2 separate regions of the Homo sapiens genome follow, and region 2 is linked to region 1. A link is an interaction called in ENCODE POLR2A ChIA-PET data of the cell type or tissue named here. Cell type or tissue: PC-9. All regions are shown on one strand. Links, peaks and the distances in the headings refer to the core of each region. The heading gives the core; the rest is flanking DNA. Region 1 holds the start of TMEM59L (transmembrane protein 59 like). Region 2 overlaps LOC124904654 (a long non-coding RNA gene).

The links. Peaks named below come from ENCODE experiments on the same cell type or tissue, not always from the same donor. Only the 100,000 strongest peaks of a DNase experiment are listed, where the experiment ranks them.
Region 2: POLR2A ChIA-PET joins it to region 1 with 16 read pairs; 1 of 35 experiments calls an interaction of 5 or more read pairs at or near these places.

The regions. Positions count from the first base shown.
Region 1 is chr19:18,609,031-18,614,392 of GRCh38, reverse strand. TMEM59L (transmembrane protein 59 like) reads right to left here and starts at 1,523. Exons shown (of 8, transcript NM_012109.3): 1 at 1,264-1,523; 2 at 377-521; 3 at 198-289. The coding sequence starts at 1,434. RefSeq lists an enhancer at 1-330. In PC-9, for the core only: no CTCF peak of the experiment used is centred there; no DNase peak of the experiment used is centred there; H3K4me3 peaks cover 806 bases; H3K27me3 peaks cover 4,829 bases.
Region 2 is chr19:18,331,757-18,337,118 of GRCh38, reverse strand. It overlaps LOC124904654 (a long non-coding RNA gene), which reads right to left. Exons shown (of 2, transcript XR_007067158.1): 2 at 1,284-1,623. It also overlaps the pseudogene RN7SL513P. Among named protein-coding and RNA genes, the nearest start is that of PGPEP1, 6.2 kb to the left of the region's middle. In PC-9, for the core only: no CTCF peak of the experiment used is centred there; a DNase peak (open chromatin) is centred at 3,218; H3K4me3 peaks cover 442 bases; H3K27ac peaks cover 2,054 bases.

The sequences.
Region 1 (5,362 bases), core at 286-5,285:
AGGTGGTGGGGCATGGGGGGCGTTGTTGCATGTAACTAAGGCTGGAGACATGACGGGGCTGGATGGAGGTTGCCCTGCAGGCCTGGTATAGAACGCAGAGTCTGGCAGAGCCTCTGCACGTGAATGAAGATTTCCCACGGGGTGAAGAGGGTGGGGGTATTGGGAAAAGGGACCCCAGGCCGCAGTGGGAGGCCCACCTTCTGCTCCGGCTCAGGCTCCGCGGGCTGGCTCCAGCAGCCGTGGCTACAGGCCTGCTGCTCTGCCTCCTTCACATAGGCTTCCACGCAGGCTGTGGGAGGTGGGAGCGGGTGACTGGGGACGGCCCTTCCCAGGCCACCTCTCCCCACGCTGGCCCACCCTGCCGGCGGGCCCTCACCTGCTTCACACTCAGTTTGGGTGGCATTGGGCTTGGAGCTTCTGGCCACAAATCGGCAGATGGAGAAGAGGCGGCAGCCACGCTCGCAAGCGCTGATCAGAACGGCTCTGTCATAGGGAGACTCGGAGGCGCCCTCCAGCCCCGCCTGGGGGAGGGGAGGACAGGGGGCTCAGGCCATGGGGAGGGGCAGGAGGAGGGTGGGGGGACCGGAGCATTCAGCAGAGGCAGGGAAAGGCTTCCCCGCTCCCCACGACATCTAGCCAGATGGAGATGAAGTTGGGAGAGGCTACAAATATTAGTGGGGGCTCTTAGCTCTGAGGAGGGAGATGGGGAGGGAGCTTGAGAAGAGAAATGGACAGTGAAGGTGGAGAGAAATGAGCCTTCCCCCCACTAGGTTCCAGGGAGGAGGGGAGACATGGAGAAGGATTCTCAGACCTGGAGGAGGAGGGGGAGGCTCAGAGGAGGGGGTTTTGGTCACACGCAGATCAGGCTTGAATCCTGGGGAGTGGTGGTATGAGTAGGGGCTGGTAGCTCTGAGTGGGGAGGGAACACGATGTGGAGGAGGAGGAATGAGGTGGGGGGACCATCAGGCCTGAGGGAGCTGGGGGTTGGGTGCTAGAGGGTCCTTACCCAGCAGAGTGCGGAAGGAGCCCGGGAGGTGGTATCGGCCCCTTATCGCAAGGACCTGCATCCCCAAGCACTCCCCCATCAGAGGGAACCCCAGCCCGTCAACTACTGGAGAGATCTCCCCATTCCCGACCCCCACCTCCCCACGGACACCCCCACCAAAGTCTCCTGCTGTCATCCAAGAGAAGCCCATCCCAACGCCTCCTCCTTCGGAGAGATCCCGCGTCCCCCGCTGGCACCTGGCACCGCACGCGCCTCACCTGCGAGGGCTGCGGGCCGAGGTCGCGGTCGCGGCACCGCAGCTGGCAGTTCTGCGTGTCCCCGAGCTGGGGGGCGAAGGGATCGCGGGCGGACGGCGCGGAGGCGGCGGGCGGCGACGCCAACAGCAGCAGCAGCAGCAGCGGCGGTGGCATCAGCGCCACCGCAGCCATGGCCGGGCGGAACGCGGGGGGCGCGGGGGACTCCAGCTCAGGCCGGGCACGGAGGATGCAGCGGCTGCGGCGGGGACCGGGGCGCTGACGTCACCCGAGCGAGGCAGCCTGGGAAGCGGGGGGTGGGAGATGCGGAGAGCGGGCGGGGTAGCTGCGCTGCGGCACCCGAGGCGTGCGGGTCGGGCGGGGCAGGTGCATCGCGGCCCCCACCGTCTATCCCATCGCGGGGGTCCCAGGACACCTCCCTGGTGCCCACGGGCGGGGGATCTCTGCTGGCGCTTGGGGCCAAAAGGAAATATATAGGGGGATGGGATGGAGGGGACTATTCCCCAGGGGTGTCGAGGAGAGCGGAGAGCTTGGCGGAGGAGGCGACGTGTGAGCCGACCACGCGGGAGAGAGGAGAAAGGGGTGTCCAGGCTACAAGGATCAGCGAGGATCCTGAGAGAAAGAGCTTGTTGCAGGAGGAGGGAGGGCGATGGGGCTGGAGTCCAACCAGGGAACGGAGAGGGAGGAAGGTGAGAGCCGCAGGACCCGGCAGCTGAGTCCTGGCATCTTCTCTTTTGACACCCAGGTTAGAAAGGAGACAACTTGCGCGCAGTTTGCCTCCTCCGGGAAGCCCTCTGAGCCCCTCCCTTGCTCCTTCAGCCTCGCCTCCCTCTGGCCCAGCCCTGATCCACTGACCTAGGGAATCTGGCCCTGTCTCCCCAAGGCTGGAGACCCCTGGGCTGGGGCTTAGTGGGAGGGGACACAGAGGTATGCTCAGGAGCAAGGGGAGGGGGTGATGCTGACATGTCTAATTCTCATGGGAAAACGGGGCAAATAGCGACACTTCTGACTTCCATAACCATCACACCCCAGGGCGATGGACTGTAGCCCCAGGAGCCGAATCTCGGTTAGAGGGTACCCCCAGCTTCCTCTCCGCCAGATAAGGGAGTGGGGACGCCCCTCTAAACCCGGATCCTCTGCAAAGATGCCCCCGCTTTCGCTGGCATGCCTGGCGCAGGTGCCTGCAGCGCCGCGCAGCAGCCCGCAGGTCCCCCACCTACGCTCCGCCCCCGCAGACGGGGCGGCAGCCTCGCAGGGTCTGCGGGTTAGAGGGCGGCTCAGGTTTCGGCCTGGGAAGAGGGTGTCCCGGGTGGGGGCCCGGCGCACCCCCTACTCTGGCCTGCGGCCGCGCTTTCATCTCAGCGGCCCCCGGCCGGCCCCCACGTGGCTTAATCAGGCGCGGCTGTGCCTGGCGGACCCCGAACATCTGGATCCCGGTGCGGCCCCTCCCCCGCCCCGCCCCGCCCCTCCCCTCCCCTCCCATGCTAGGCCGCTGCGACCCGGCGGCGAGGGCCTCCAGCCCGCAGTTTGCGCCAGAATCCAGCAGGAGAATTCCGCTTCTAACCCACCCGCGCGCCAGGCCCGCACCTTGGGAAACAGCCCTGTGCGTTATGACCAATACTGTCCCCCATTTCACAGGTGGGAAACTTAGGCTCCGGGACGCGTTGGCAAAGTCAGGATTCAAGCCCACACATGCTAATTCCAGAGGCCCGCGCGCGCCTAACCCCTCCACAATTACTGTCTTTCATTCATTCCAACGAAACACTTTTTCTTGCAACAACCGTATAAGACAGGTACCGGTAGCGTTGCCCTTTTATATGGGTGAGGAAACTGATGCTCAGACTGCAAAGTGGTTCTGTCCAGGTGACAGGGAGAGAAGCAAAGAAAAGCCGGCAGAGCCCTGCCAATGATGGGAGGTGACCTTTGGGCATTGCTTAAAACGCATCAGGGAGGAGGGACACCCCGCGCCCTTTTGCAGAAGGAGAAACTGAGGCTGGAGGAGTGGGTCGATCACCCAGGTCGCCTGAGGGGAGAAGGGAAAGAGGCTGATTGCCGCACACCCAGCCCCCTTTCCGCTGCACTAGGCCGCTGGGGGGGTGAGCGGAAAGAGGACTTGACCCCGGCCCCCAAGGTGAGCCCCCGCGCCCCTCCTGCTGTTCCCGGGGGAGCCGGTCCAGGTGAGGGGCGGGAGGGCCGGCGGGCGGCCAGGGTCGGGTTTCAGGAAATCCGCCGACATTCCTTCGGGGCTTAAGAGGGAAAGTTGACTCGGCGCCGCCCTCGCCCCCCCCCCCACTTCCTACCCCCCGGGGCGGCCTGGCTGGGGGCGGCAGGCGGGGGGCGCTGAGGCCGGCCTGGGCGTGAATCAGCGGCAGGCCAGGCGTCCGGGAAGCCACAGCAGCCGAGGTCAAGGCGGGCAGCGGACAAGCACCCTTTGTCCCTTGCCGCCCTCACCACGACCCTGCTGACCCCCACCTCCAAGCAGGGTACAGGCCAGGGAGGAGGCAGAGCACCATGGCGCCGGTGGTGGTTGCTGAGGGTTGTTGGGGGAGGACGGAGGGATGTGGCTGTCCCCCTAAAGCAGCTGGTGCCTCCTGGGACCCAGACTTCAGAGGCTTCTCAGGGTACAGACGGGCAGGGAAACTGGCCTCCCTGGGGCAGGCCTGCAACTTCCCAGGCAGGTCCCCTAGGCAGGTCTGCAACTCCCCAGGTCCCGCCTCCAGTGCCTGAAGTCCAGTGTGCATTACACTGAGCACCCAGGCATTGCTTCTCCCCAGGCTCAGCCTCCAGGGCAGAAATTATAAAGCCTAGGTACACACGGGCCCCACTTTCCTGTGCCACAGACCCTGAACCAGGTGTCCAGACCCTCACTGCCCCTTAATTCCTGAAAGCACCTGCCTGGAACACCAGGTAGCTAATCCCATACTGGGGAGCCCTGAGCACGGGGCTTTCAGAATGGGAGAGACAGCTCTCAGCCTTCCTCACTCCCAGTGGTTGTGGGTCCCCACAGGACCCTGAAGGTGCCATTTCCACTGCCCCCTCCCTGGTGCACCCTCAGTGCCCTGGAATCACGAGGGAGCTGGGGATGGAGGCCCCCCCCCCAACCTAATACCTCTCATCCAGAGGTGACCTTGGAGTGGAGGGTGCAGGACTAAGGAGGGGTCCCTCCCCCAGCCCAAGGGGAGGCCCTCCCTCTGCCCAAGGGGAGGCCCTCCCTCCTTCTGCCCCTTACACATTCCCAGCCAACTTCAAGGACTTGGGTCAATATTTGCCAGAAGTTCCATTGACGCTAGCTCCCTTTTGTCCTCAAGGAGATAATGGAACTGGGGAGTAAAGGGTTAAACTTCTGGGGGCCCTAAGGGCCGGGAAGGATGCACTCTGGGGTCAATTCCCTTTCCCTGAAGTCAAAGGTGTGGGGTAAAGATCACCCAAGGGCAGAAGTCACACTCCAGGGTGGGGCTGGGCAGGATTGGAAAATGGTCCTTCCCTTCTGTTGGTAAGAACAAGAGAGGGATGTCTACTGGCTAGGGTCACACAGCAAGACACAGAGTGTGGGCCAGGCTAGGACCCCAGGCAGCATGACTTGCTAGGACTGAGTTTTCTTGCTACTTGGAGGGAGTAAGAGTTCTCCATCCTTTACTTTTACAAATATTTAGTGAGTGCTTCGCTTTCAGCCCTCACTGGGCCCACCACTGGGGTCCAAAGGGGCTGAGGCTGCCCACAGTCTAAAGAAAATCAGTTGCACAAGAAATGAAATGGTTGGAAGAGTTGTGTTTCAAAAACAATAAAACAAAGTGAAGGAGAGGGAGAGTGCTGGGGGAAGGGTGGAGGGCCTCTCTGAGGAGGTGGCACTAATCCTGTGAAGTGATGGAAGAGAAAGGGCCAACTGGGGAAGATGTGGGGAACAGCATTCCAGCAGAGGGAACAGCCAACACGCAGAGGCCCTTCTATAGTAACAAGCCTGGTATGTTTTGGGAAACAGGGCTCCAGTGGCTGGGGCGGAATGAGGGAGAGGAGGGGGAAGAGGAGAGGGAAGAAGAGGAGGGGAGAGGATGGCGAGAGGGTGGCAGGACAAAGATCTGCTTTTTCTTCTTTTAAAAGCTCC
Region 2 (5,362 bases), core at 267-5,266, 280 kb after region 1:
TTGAGACTGTCACCCAGGCCGGAGTGCAGTGGCACGATCTTGGCTCACTGCAGCCTCTGTCTCCCAGGTTCAAGTCATTCTTCTGCCTCAGCCTCCCAAATAGCTGGGACTACAGGTGCACGCCACCATGCTTGGCTAATTTTTGTATTCTTAGTAGAGATGGGGTTTCTCCATGTTGGCTAGGCTGGTCTCAAACTCCTGACCTCAAGTGATCTGCCCGCCTCGGCCGGGGTTGGGGGGCAGTGGTTTGTAGTAACATGTACATAACATAAAATTTACCATCTTAAGCATACCCTTGGGTAGCATTAAGTACGTTCACATTGTTGTGGAACCATTACCACCATCCATCTCCAGAACTTGTTCTTCCCAAACAAGCTCCATACCTATTAAACGCTCCCTCCCTATTCCCCTCCCTCAGCCCCTAGCACCCAACATTCCACTTTCTGTCTCTATGAATTGGATGACTGTGGCTGGGTGTGGTGGCCCATGCCTATAATCCCAGCACTTTGGGAGGCTGAGGCAGGTGGATTGCTTGAGGCCAGGAGTTCAAGACCAGCCTGGCCAACATGGGAAAACCCTGTCTCTTAAAAATACAAAAATATTAGCCAGGCATGGTGGTGAAACGGGAAAGGTTCCCTTGTTCCCCTCGCAGGGTGGGCGATGGGGGTGTGGCTTGCTTCTGAAGTGCTCCTCTACTCAGACCTCTAGGGGAGCATATAGATGGGCAGGCTGTGGGACTCTGACCCCACAGCAGTGTCCGGGGTGAATGTTTACAGCTCCTGAAGCCCCAGGGGGCGTGTGTTACAGGTTGCTTTTTTTAGTTTGCCATCTATAGGCAGCTTACCAGCTCAGTTAGATCCTCTACCTTGTCACAAGGACAGAGGGATTTCTTTTCTTTTTTTCTTTTCTTTTCTTTTTTTTTTTTTTTGAGACAGACTCTCGCTCTGTCCCCTAGGCTGGAGTGCAGTGGCTTGATCTTGGTTCACTGCCATCTCCGCCTCCCGGGTTCAAAGTGATTCTCCTGCCTCAGCCTCCCAGGTAGCTAGGACTACAGGTGACCGCACCCTTACCTGGCTAATTTTTTTTATTTTTAGTAGATATGGGGTTTCACCATGTTGGCCAGGCTGGTCTCAAACTCCTGACCTTGAGTGATACACCCACCTAGGCCTCCCAAAGTCCTGGGATTACAGGCATGAGCCACTGCGCCCAGCCCAGACAGAGGGATTTTAGTATCCTGGGGTTTCTTGCCTTGGTGTACCAGAAGAATGAGATCACACCTGGGCTTGGAGAATGAGTATGAAGTTTTATTGAGTGGAAGTAGCCCTCAGTAGATGGGGGAGCGAGAAGGGAGATGGTCTTTCTCTGGAGTTGGGTCGCTAGGCGGCCCCAGCTCTCCTCTGACTGCCCAGGCCAAACTCAGCCTAGTTCCACTGGTCGACTACCCGCCTGCATGCCAGTGTGCCCTTCCGCGAGCGTGCTCCCTCGACGTCCTCTCGCTGTCCAGCCACTTGTATCTTCTTCCATGGATGTGTACGTCAAGACGTCCAGCAGCTTGTGTGTCTGCCCGCTAGGGTCTCGGGTTTTTATAGGCACAGGATGGGGGCGTGGCGGGCCAGTGTGGTCCTGGAAAATGCAATATTTGGGCACGAAGGCGGGAGTGCGGATCCTCACCTAGGTCTCTGGGGGTGGAGCCCTAGCCAGGGACCAGGCCCTCCTTTACCCCGCACTTCCCTTCCCTATCATTTAAAGGCACCACGCTCCCCCCATCCCAGCACTCCCGTATCAGTGGCACATGCCTGTGATTCCAGCTACTTTGGAGGCTGAGGCAGGAGAATCGCTTGAATTCAGGCGGCAAAGATTGCAGTGAGCCAAGATCGCACCACTCCGCTCCAGCCTGAGCGACGGAGCGAGACTCTGTCTCAATGAATAAATAAATAGGCCACACGCGGTGGCTCACGCCTGTAATCCCAGCACTTTGGGAGGCCGAGGCGGGCGGATCACGAGATCAGGAGATCAACACCATCCTGGCTAACACGGTGAAACCCTGTCTCTACTAAAAATACAAAAAATTAGCAGGGCATGGTGGCGGGCACCTGTAGTCCCAGCTACTCAGGAGACTGAGGCAGGAGAATGGCGTGAACCCGGGAGGCGGAGCTTGCAGTGAGCCGAGATCACGCCACTGCACTCCAGCCTGGGAGACAGAGCGAGACTCCATCTCAATAAAATAAAATAAAATAATAAAAATAAATAAATAATAAAATAAATGGCCGGGCACGGTGGCTCACACCTGTAATCTCACCACTTTGGGAGGCCAAGGCGGGTGGATCATTTGAAGTCAGGAGTTCAAGACCAGCCCGGCAAACATGGTGAAACCCTATCTCTACTAAAAATACAAAAATCAGCCAGACATGGTGGTGCATGCCTGTAATCCTAGCTACTCAGGAGGCTGAGGCAGGAGAATCGCTTGAATCTGGGAGGTGGAGGTTGCAGTGAGCCGAGATCGCACCACTGAACTCCAGCGTGGGCAACGGAGCGAGAGTCTGTCTCAAAAAAACAAACAAACAAAAAACAATGCTGTGAAGCCTGACGCAGAGGCTCATGCCTGTAATCCAGCAGTCCCCAATCTTTTTGGCACCAAGGACTGGTTTTATGGAAGACAATTTTTCCATGCACTTGGGGGTTGGGGGGGATGAAGATGTTTTCAGGATGAAACTGTTCCACCTCAGATCATCAGGCATTAGATTATCATAAGGAGTGCACAATCTAGATCCCTCACATGTGCAGTTCACAATAGGGTTCACACTCCTATGAGAATCTAATGCTGCTGCTGCTGGTCTGGCAGAAGGCGGAGCTCAGGAGATACTGGGGAGTGATGGGTACTGGCTGTAAATACAGATGAAGCTTCACTGGTTTGCCCGCTGCTCACCTACTGCTGTGCGGCCTGGTTCCTAACAGGCCACAGACTGGTACCAGTCCTTAGCCCAGGGGTTGGGGACCCCTGCTGTAATCCCAGCGCTTTGGGAAGGTGAGGTGGGAGGATTGCTTGAGGCCAGGAGTGTGAGACCAGCCAGAGCAACAGAGCAATACCTATCTAAAAAAAAACCAAACAAACAAAAAAATGCTAAATAGAGCAAAACCTGCCAAGCTGGATGTTGGTTTGCAAAACAAGCTGCATTTTTTAAATGTATCTCTTTTTTTTTCTAGAGAGAATCTTGCTCAGTCACCCAGGCCGGAGTGCAGTGGTGCAATCTTGGCTCACCCCACCTCCCAGGTATAAGCAATTCTTGTGCCTCAGCCTCCGGAGTAGGTGGGGCCACAGGCGCAGGTCATCATGCCCGGCTAATTTTTTTTTTTTTTTTTGTATTTTTGTAGAGACAGAGTTTCACCGCCTGGCTAATTTTTTTTTTTTTGGTATTTTTGTAGAGACAGAGTTTCACCGTACTGGTCTGGAATTCCTGACCTCAAGTGATCCGCCTGCCTCAGCCTCCCAAAGTGCTGGGATTACAGGCATAAGCCACTCGCCCAGCCTAAAATTTATCTTTTTTAGAGACAGGGTCTCACTCTGTCGACCAGGCTGGAGTGCAGTGGCTAGTCACAGGCATGATCCCGCTACGGATCAGCACTGGAGTTTTGACCATCTCCGTTTCCAACCTAGGCTGGTTCACCCCTCCTTGGGCAACCTGGTGGTTCCCTGCTCCGGGAGGTCACCATATTGATGCCAGACTTAATGTGGACACCCAATCAGCACAGTGCGCTACAGCCCACAACTCCTGGGCTCGTGTGATCCTCCTGCCTCAGCCTCCCGAGTAGTTGGGATCACGGATGTGTATCGCTGCGCTGGGCAGAAGCTACATTTTTCTCTAGCCTCCCACCTCCACAACCCAGGGAAGTTTGGGGAGCTTCTGAGGACTAAGGCCACCCTGAACCCAAGCCCTAGGGAGCCAGGTGGGGGAAGGCAGGACTCATGGACTCTGCACCGGCGCTCAGATCCTGCCCCTGGGGGCTCCAAGCCTCTCTGGGCTTTGCCAGTTGCTAATAGGAGTGGCCTTGGAAGGGAGGGAGATTTGGAGCTCATGGGGACGACACGGCTCTGCGTTAGGGCTCTGTCCTTTTGGCTCTGTCAGAGTAAACCAAGCCCAGTTTGAGGACTGCAGGGGGCCTCATGGCCATGGTAGGGAGAGAGATGTCTGGGCAGACATGCATTCTTTGTTGTTGTTGTTGTTGTTGTTTTTTAAACACAGTCTCGTTCTTGTCACCCAGGCTGGAGTGCAATGGCACGATCTCGGCTCATTGCAACCTCTGCCTCCCAGGTTGAAGCAATTGTCCTGCCTCAGCCTCCCGAGTAGTTGAGATTACAGTTGTCTGCCACTACGCCTGGTTACTTTTTTGTATTTTCAGTAGAGACAGGGTTTTGCCATGTTGGCCAGGCTGGTTTCAAACTCTTGACCTCAGGTGATCCACCTGCCTTGGCCTCCCAAAGTGCTGGGATTACAGGCATGAGCCACCGTGGCTGGCCCAGACATGCATTCTTAAAGGATGAATGTGTCCTTTTTCTCCAGGCGGTGTCTGGAGATAGTGAAGCCTTTGGGGAGCTCAGGCTAGAAGACAAGGCTCATACTTGGGAGGTGGAGGCAGGAGGATGAGTTGAGTCCAGGAATTCAAGACCAGGCTGTGCAACCCTATCTCTACAAAAAATTTTAAAATCACCCGAAGGTGGTAGCGAGCTCATCAGGTCCCAGGTTCTCAGGAGGCTGAAACAGGAGGATCACTTGAGTCCAGGAGTTCAATGCTGCAGTGAGCTATTATCCTTTTATTTATTTTTTTTTTTTGAGATGGAGTCTCACTCTGTTGCCCAGGCTGGAGTGCAGTCGTGTGATCTTGGCTCTCTACAACCTCCACCTCCCAGGTTCAAGTGACTCTCCTGCCTCAGCCTCCCAAGTAGCAGGGATTACATGCACGCGCCATCACACTTAGCTAATTTTTGTATTTTTAGCAGAGATGGGGTTTCACCATGTTGGCTAGGCTAGTCTCGAACTCTTGGCCTCAAGTGATCTGCCCACCTCAGCCTCCCAAAGTGCTGGGATTACAGGTGTGAGCCACCGCACCTGGCCTGAGCTACCATCTTGCCACTGCACTCCAGCCTGGGCAACAGAGTGAGACCCTGTCTCAAACAACAACAACAAAAAGACTAGGCCCACAGATGTGCTTTTGGTGGTCAGCCACTGCCCATGGCCCCTGCTCCCACATCCAGCCCTGGCCCGCCCCTTGGAGGGTATATTTACTGCTCCACTCCCCACTCCTGCCTCTCCCTCTTTTCGCCTGGAGTAGTTTGAACGTTGAGGCTGGGTCTTCTTTCCCTTTA